Regions from separate parts of the Homo sapiens genome. Here region 1 is linked to region 2. The links are chromatin loops, found by intact Hi-C in ENCODE. Cell type or tissue: Caco-2. All regions are shown on one strand. Each heading gives the region's core, and the rest is flanking DNA. Links, peaks and the distances in the headings are about the cores only. Region 1 overlaps LOC100506639 (a long non-coding RNA gene). Region 2 has its middle 35 kb from the start of HMGCS1.

Region 1 (4,393 bases), core at 116-4,115, 270 kb before region 2:
TTTCCCTTGTTAACTGGGCTCCTAGGGAAACTTACCAATAGGCAAGGCCAGTGACCAATGTGCATGCACAGAGAGGCAACTGGAGGCTGAGGAGCTTCCTTTGTCCTGCTGCTGTGGCCTGTTCTCCAGGGTGGAGGGGTAGGTCCATGGGGGATGTGGACCAGAGCCCCTCCCCGGTTTCGGCACTAGATGTAAGGTTCTTGTGTTGGTTCAAACCCTGAGAGCACGCCAAAAGACAACACGAAGTGGTGTGGAGCAGCAACATGCTGTTTTAATGAGCACGTGAGTGCAGGTGGGCTGAGGCCTAAAATGGCATCAGCCCCAAGTGAGGACGGTACAGGGGGTTTATAGTCCTCTGTAAACAGGAAGTGTCCCAGTCTAACATGACTGCTATGTAGTACGCGACGGCCTCTTTCTCGATCTTCAGGGGTACGTGTCTTCTGGCCAGGGAATGTGTCTTCCGGCTGGCTCTCTTCCTGCTTCTGCTATCTTGCTGACACACGCTGCTGGTGCAAGTGGCGTTGTGCCTTGGGACTGGGCCTGAGAAGGGGGGAGTTACTCATCCCTTCAAGCTTTGGGTCCCCGGGGAGAATCTTTCAAGTATGAACCTGGCCTTGTGAAAGCAGAGCTCCAGTTACACAGTGTATCCCGAATCCATGAATGTTATGATGGTGCTAATTTGAACCACTAAGAGGCCTTGTGAGAGTCTCTTCTTTCCCAGAAAATGTGGGGAACACAGAGAGTGTCTTTCTGGATAGACATACCCAAGAAACTTCTGCTGAGGAAAGTGAAAGCAAAGATACAACTTATCCCAGAAAGGGGAGTGCATATGTAGATGGTGATAAGTAATATAGCCTGAAATATTCACATGGATATAATTAGAGTTAGGGTTATAGTTAAGGAGGAAGGGAAGGGAGACAGAAAGAAAGCAAGTAAGAAAGGAAGCAAGAAAAGATAAAACTGTGTCCAAGTTTCTTACTTGTATTAAACAGAGTGTTTTTCTAGATATTGTTAACCAAGATAAGGAATCCCTAAAGAGAGGCAGGCTTGATTTAGAGCTGTCTGAGGGCTTCCAAAAGAGCTGTTCAGTGAATAAGAAGGAATCCAACCATGGAGCATCAGAGTCTAAGTTGGATGTATAGGTTTGTGTGTCTTCAGTATTGTCTTGTATTTTAAGACAGAATTAGATGTGCCCATCAGAAATGAGTGTATGGCATGAAAAAGTTGCAGATGGTAGGCCGCAGTGAACTCCAATTGTTTGGAAGGCTTAACTTGAACCTTCCTAGGCTAGAGAATTTTAAATGACTGAGATGTTTCTAATGTGCCTAGAGCTTCTTTTCTAATGAGCCCAGGGAGGGCTAGAATCTCTATCAGAGTTAGTCTGGGATGTAAAGGGGATCAGGATGTGCCACCCCAATATATGCCACTTTAGCCTATGGATTATTTTGAGCAGTTAAAAAATTAGAAATAGCAGGCCTGGTGCAGTGGCTCATGCCTGTAATCTTAGCACTTTGGGAGACCGAGGCAGGTGGATCACCTGAAGTCAAGAGTTCGAGACCAGCCTGGCCAACATGGTGAAACCCCATCTCTACTAAAAAAAAAAAAAAAAAAAAAATACAAAAATTAGCCAGGCGTGGTGTGGCACGCCTGTAATACCAGCTACTCAGGAGGCTGAGGAAGGAGAATTGCTTGAAGCCAGGAGGTAGAGGTTGCAATGAGCCAAGATCGTACCACTGCACTCCAGCCTGCGTGATGGGAGCGAGACTCCATCTCAAAAAAAAAAGAGAAAAAAAGAAATTAGAAATAGCAGACATATGAGGATCTCTGACCTCCCTTTCCTGCTGAAAAGCAGGGCATACATTTTGCTTTTGTAAAAAAATTTGCATTTATAAAAGCTTCCACCTCTCCCCTACCTGGAAGAGAAGGAAACTCTTCTACTCTAATACTTGAAGGGGGCCTGCCTCTCCACACCTGTGGGTATTTCTTGCAAGGTGGAGACGAGACACTGAGAAAAGAAATAAGACACAGAGACAGTATAGAGGAAGAAAAGTGGGCCAAGGGGACTGGTGCTCAGCAAGTGAGGACCTGCACCAGCATTGGTCTCTGAGTTCCCTCAGTATTTATTGATCACTATCTCTACTATCTTGGCGAGGGGGATGTGGCAGGACTATAGGGTAATGGTGGCCAGAGGGTCAGCAGGAAAACATGTGAGCAAAGGACTCTGTGTCATAAATAAGTTTAAGGAAAGGTGCTGTGCCTGGATGTGCACATAGGCCAGATTTATGTTTGACTTTACACAGACATCTCAGTGCAGTAAAGAGCAGTATTGCCGCCAGCAGGTCTCACTTCCAGCCATAAGGCAGTTTTCTCCTATCTCAGTAAATAGAATATATGATCAGGTTTTACACTGAGACATTCCATTCCCAGGGACAAGCAGGAGACAGATGCCTTCCTCTTGTCTCAGCTGCAAAGAGGCCTTCCTCTTTCACTAATCCTCCTCAGCACGGACCCTTTATGGGTGTCGGGCTGGGGGATGGAGGTCTTTCCTTTCCTACAAGGCCATATCTCAGGCTATCTCAGTGGCGGGAAACCTTAGACAATACCCAGGCTTTCTTGGGCAGAGGTCCCTGTGGCCTTCCACAGTGCATTGTGTCCCTGGGTACTTGAGATTGGAGAATGGTGATGACTTTTACCAAGCATACTGCCTGCAAACATTTTTACCAAGGCACATCCTGCACAGCCCTAAATCCATTAAATCTTGAGTCAATATAGCACATGTTTCTGCGAGCACAGGGTTGGGGCTAGGGTTACAGATTAACAGCATCTCAAGGCAGAAGAATTTTTCTTAGTACAGATCAAAATGGAGTTTCTTATGTCTTCCTTTTTCTACATAGACACAGTAACAGTCTGATCTCTCTTTCTTTCCCCCACAATGCTTGTTTGAGGACATGTATTATCACCAGAGAGGACTTGAAACTGCATAACAAACCGTACTTGCCAGACATTTCCTAATCACCTTCTCACTGTTTACTCCCTCCCCCTATAATCGATAATCGCAAAGCTTCCTTTCCCTTTGACTATTCTATTCTCTTCACAATTTATCACCCCTTGTTAAATGGTATATAAGCCCCCAGCCCTAAACTCCTACTTGGGTTTTCACTTCTCTTTTGTGAAGCCTCATTATGTATGCAAAATAAAATTTTTCTACTGTTAATCTGTCGTTTATCAGTTTAAGTGACAGGCTGGGGCTGGGCGCCGTGGCTCACGCCTGTAATCCCAGCACTTTCGGGAGGCCGAGGTGGCCGGATCACGAGGTCAGGAGATCGAGACCATCCTGGCTAACACAGTGAAACCCCGTCTCTACTAAAAAATACAAAAAATTAGACGGGCGTGGGCCGGTCGCGGTGGCTCCCGGCTGTAATCCTAGCACTTTGGGAGGCCGAGGCGGGCGGATCACGAGGTCAGGAGATGGAGACCATCCTGGCTAACACGGTGAAACCCCGTCTCTACTAAAAATACAGAAAATTAGCCGGACGAGGTGGCGGGCCCTGTAGTCCCAGCTACTCGGGAGGCTGAGGCAAGAGAATGGCGTGAACCCCAGGGGGCGGAGCCTGCAGTGAGCCGAGATTGCGCCCCACTGCACTCCAGCCTGGGCAACAGCGAGACTACGTCTCAAAAAAAAAAAAAAAAAAAATTAGCCGGGTGTGGTGGCGGGCGCCTGTAGTCTCAGCTACTCGGCAGGCTGAGGCAGGAGAATGGCGTGAACCCCGGAGGCAGAGCTTGCAGTGAGCCAAGATTGTGCCACTGCACTCCAGCCTGGGCGACAGAGCAAGGCTCTGTCTCAAAAAAAAAAAAAAAAGTGACAGGCTCTACACACTGAATTTAAGAAGGTAGAGGTCGGGTTTTTTCATCATCTACAAAGGTACTCTGCTTCTAAAATGAGTTAGAACAATGGATTTGACCACAATCAGATGGACATTAAGGGTAAGAAAGAAAAGTGGCTCAAAGCAGCCTGAGGAATGTAAAGTATGCAAAATTTATCAGGCTCAGAGAGACTTGAGCAAGAGCCTTCAGTCATATCCCTCTCAGCCATACCCAGGAATAACTGTTTCAAGGCATTTTGACAGGGGCGGCGACTCAGCTCTTGCCTGTAATCCCAGCTACTCAGCAGGCTGAGATGGGAGGATCACATAAGCCCAGGAGTTTGAGACTGCAGCAGGCTATAATCAGGCTACTGCATTTCACCCTGGGCAACGGAGAGAAAACCCATCTCTAAAAAAGTTAAGATAAATAAAAAATAAATAAGCAAAAAATAAATTTGGAGCCGGGCGCGGTATCTCATGCCTGTAATCCCAGCACTTTGGGAGGCCGAGGTGGGTGGATCACCTGAGGT
Region 2 (4,393 bases), core at 165-4,164:
CATGCTGCTATAAAGACACATACACACGTATGTTTATTGCTGCACTATTCACAGTAGCAAAGACTTGGAACCAACCCAAATGTCCAACAATGATAGACTGGATTAAGAACATGTGGCACATATACACCATGGAATACTATGCAGCCATAAAACATGATGAGTTCATGTCCTTTGTAGGGACATGGATGAAGCTGGAAACCATCATTCTCAGCAAACTATCGCAAGGACAAAAAACCAAACACCGCATATTCTCACTCATAGGTGGGAATTGAACAATGAGAACACATGGACACAAGAAGAGGAACATCACACACCGGGGCCTGTTGTGGGGTCAGGGGAGGGGGGAGGGATAGCATTAGGAGGTATACCTAATGTTAAATGACCAGTTAATGGATGCATCACACCAACATGGCACATGTATATATATGTAACAAACCTGCATGTTGTGCACATGTACCCTAAAACTTAAAGTATAATAAAAAATAATAAAAGGTAAAATGTATGATATAGTAAATATGAAAACTTTAATATTTCTTGATTTAGATATTTCTTTCTTGGTTCTTCTAGTTTAAATGAAGAAAAACATTTATTGTTGTATTAACCTTTTTGTTTTGTGGACTTTAATTCTTTAAAAGTAGAACTTTGTGTTTCATCTCTCTGCTGAATATGAAGGTGCTACAGGATACAAAATCGTGGGTTTAGGCATGACCTGTTTTGTTTGTTTTTTTCAGATGGAGTCTCACTTTGTCAGTCAGACTGGAGTGCAGTAGCACGATCTCAGCTCACGGCAACCTCTGCCTCTCGGGTTCAAGAGATTCTCTCAAGTAGCTGGTATTACAGGTGCCCGCCATCACACCTGGCTAATTTTTGTATTTTTAGTAGAGATGGGGTTTCCCCATGTTGGCCAGGCTGGTCTCAAACTCCTGATCTCAAGTGATCTGCCCCCCTTGGCCTCCCAAAGTGCTGGGATTACAGGCTGAGCCACCGCACCGGGCCGGCATGACCTGTTTTAATCCGTGCAAACATGTGGCTACTTGCACTAAAGCAACAAATAGTTGTAGTGCATATTTGCCCTTTTTTCTCTTGACTTCTTAGTATGTGGATCTCTTTTCTATATTTAGAGAATTCCCTATGAACATTTCTTGCTGTCTTCCTTCCACAATAAGAAGATGGGAGCAACAGATAATCACTTTCCCAGATCACCTAACAGTTGGAAAGAAAGCACATGACCTGGGTTCAGCCAGTCAGATGCATCTAAGTGGGACTTTGAATCTGAAGCTAGTGTTGGAAAGAAGCAAGCCAAGTGGACAGTTCTTTCTGACAATGGCTGCCATAGCTGCCCTGTCTGTTATCTAGGGGCAAAGGGCAAGAGAGTATTCAGGACCAGTGGTACAAGCCACAGCACCAGCATCCTGCAGAGGGAATAGGTCTTTCCTGACTGGCATGATTATGGCTGCTGTGCTGAATGACTAGCAACCCTTCCTTTCTGCCCATTTTCTAGACCTGGTTGTTCAGCCTTCTTAGAAATTCTGAGATGCCCAGTATCATTTTAATAAATCCTTTTTCTGCTTAAACCAGTCGGAATTGGTGTCTGATACAATGGCTGTCTAACTATGTCTAACTATGTCTATGGTTGCACCTTTTGAAATTTCCGTACCTAATTTATGTTAAAAAAAACCATACAAATGAATGAACAAAAATCCTTTTGTCATCTGCTGCCAAGGTGCTGAGTTCTTCCGAGGAAGCTAAAGCTGACTTGGAGTGAGGCCGTCACTTGATCTGACAATGAGCACCACTCCCAGCAGCATCAGCCCCGTACTCACCTGCACCATGGACTCTGTCTCTGAGCTCACCTGCATCTACTCAGGCCCCATTCTGCATGTTGAGGGTCTTATCTTATCATGGAAGATAAGATAAATGCCACCATTAAAGTAGCTGGTGGAAATGTTGAACCTTTCTGGCCTGGCTTGTTTGCAGAGGCCCTGGACAATGTCAACATCAGGAGCCTCATATGCGCTGGAGAGGCCAGTGGACCTGCTCCAGCACCTGGTGCTGCACCAGTGGGAGGTCCTGCTCCCTCCACCACTGCAGCCCAAGCTGAAGAGAGGGAAGTGGAATCAAAGAAAGAAGAATCCGAGGAGTCTGATGATGCATGGGCTTTGGTCTTTTTTGACAAAATCTCTTTTGTAACATGTTCAATAAAAAACCAAACTCTTAAAAAAAAAAAAAACACAACCTGTAATGTTATTTCGTGACCCATATAGGCACTAGGAGACTATGAACACGGGATTTTAACTGATACGTGTTATAATCCAACTATGCCTATGTCTTTTTTTATACATCCTTGTGAAATCCAGAAAAGTAATATGAAAATGGCATGGACCTTGTTGAAGGGAGTGGCACATAGAGAGCATCACTGTAAAATACTCCTGGCATCTCCATACCCACTTACTCTCTCCTTCTCCTAGAGGAAAGACTGATTTACCTAATTTAAGGGTTGGAAGAAGAAACCAGGAAGCTGTGGCCCCAGCCCATTCCCTTCCATCTTGGGAGCCACCACCAGACTGCATGAGCTGTGTTGACCTTACCATGTAGTAAGCTTGGAGTACCAGCCCTGCCCTTCTGAGCTTGTCCTGGTGCACCCTTGCCTGTGCCTGAGAGGGTGAGTCTGCAGTTCAGAGGTTCAGCATTAGGAAGCTCACTATACTGTACACACCTAGATCATGTCCTTTACCTTGACTCTTAGCAGGAATATAGGCAATACTTTAGTCTTACTCAGCAATCGTTTAAGAACTTGACAGGAGAAGAGGACAGTTTTTAAATGTAGCACTGGCAGACTCAAACAGATTTATACAAATTATTCCATTTGTACTTTCAAAGTAAAATTCTAGGCTGGGCGTGGTGGCTTACCGTGTAATCCCAGCACTTTGGGAGGCCCAGGGCGGGTGGATCGCTTGAGGCCAGGAGTTTAACAGCAGCCTGGCCAACACGGTGAAACCTTGTCTCTACTAAAAATACAAAAATTAGCCAGCCATGGTGGCATGCACCTGTAGTCCCAGCTACTCGGGAGGCTGAGGCAGGAGAATCACTTGAACCCAGGAGGTGGAGTTTGCAGTGAGCTAAGATTGCGCCATTGCACTCCAGCCTAGGTGACAGGGGGAGACTCCATCTCAAAAACAAAACAAAACAAAACAAAAAATAAAGTAAAATTCTAAAAATTTAATGTGTATCAAGTTTGCTACTTTTTTCTTCTTCTCTCCGTCTGAATCCAATCAGGAAAGAGGAAACACATAGTAATTTAAACAGGAAATGTTTAATATAAAGAATTAGGCACTAAATGATGAGATTGGTGTACCTACATTGAGTAGTCAAGAGAGAATTCTAAAGAATACAGGAATAGCAGATATAAAGAGCAGCCACTATCCCCAGGTCTCTTAGGTGAGATGGAGCATCCAAGGAAAAGCCCCCACACTGGGCTGAGAGCCAGACTTTGTTGGAGAGAACTTGGCTGTGGCTCACGGAAAGGCACAGAAGTCACTATGGTGGCATGTCCTCTGGAATTTGTGGAAATTTATCCTCCAGGGTGCTGGGGAAAATTGTTGGGGCTCACCAGAGGCGTTGGGCTACAAAGCTGCTCAAGACCGGGGGCTGGTGTTGAGAAGGGGAGTGCTGCTGGCCTCTGGGGGCTACTGCCTCGTCCCACACCCCACACACTAAACTCTTGCAGGAGCCTGCTGAGAGAAGCACAGGGAATCAGAAAGCAAAACCCCTTTTTCCCTCTTGCAATGTCTTTCTAGAACCCCTCCACTGACAAAGCTTAACATTGTGCCAGCTGGCAAAGGAAAATCCTTTGAAGATCCCAGAATTGTTTTCACAGTACAGGGAAATTAACAGAGTGAATTTGAAGCTGAGATGACACAAACCCATAACCAATACCCCTAGATATTGATTTGGCTTTATTTTATGGTGGTATTAAGTTAATTGTATCTTCTGACACTAATATCCACTTTTGAAAATTCAGAGTAATCCAGCACTGAAGTAGTGAATGTCCGTGCTTACCCAAAGGCCTCTTCCGGGAATCTGGAGTTGAATTTTTGTATTTTCTGTTGTTCCCATAAGGAATATTGAGATTTTTTTTCTTTTCCAATAGCTGCTTATGTACTCAGACGATACTGATAGGTTCTGCTAGATTTTTCAATCACTCTTTTATTTCCTTCCCAAGAAAATCTTGCTCCTGTTGTTTCCTCTCTTAGGCTTCCTATTCTTATGATTTTTTACAAAGTCCATGTACTATCATTTCAGTCAGTTTTCACAAGGGAGTAAATGTCAATGTATATTCAATTCATATTTTTACTTGGAAGTCTCTGTCCTGGTTTTAGGTGGCTCGTCTGCT

The links. Hi-C counts contacts between places; a loop is a spot of excess contacts. Peaks named below come from ENCODE experiments on the same cell type or tissue, not always from the same donor. Only the 100,000 strongest peaks of a DNase experiment are listed, where the experiment ranks them.
Region 1: it touches region 2 in a loop (9-fold over the local background); 1 of 110 quality-filtered maps calls a loop at or near these places.

What each region holds. Positions count from the first base shown.
Region 1 is chr5:43,075,075-43,079,467 of GRCh38, forward strand. All of the region lies in intron 2 of LOC100506639 (a long non-coding RNA gene), which reads left to right. Among named protein-coding and RNA genes, the nearest start is that of ANXA2R-OT1, 9.8 kb to the left of the region's middle. RefSeq lists an enhancer at 3,034-3,587. In Caco-2, for the core only: no CTCF peak of the experiment used is centred there; DNase peaks (open chromatin) are centred at 2,587 and 2,687.
Region 2 is chr5:43,346,499-43,350,891 of GRCh38, forward strand. It overlaps the pseudogene LOC107986378. Among named protein-coding and RNA genes, the nearest start is that of HMGCS1, 35 kb to the left of the region's middle. In Caco-2, for the core only: no CTCF peak of the experiment used is centred there; DNase peaks (open chromatin) are centred at 1,353 and 1,843.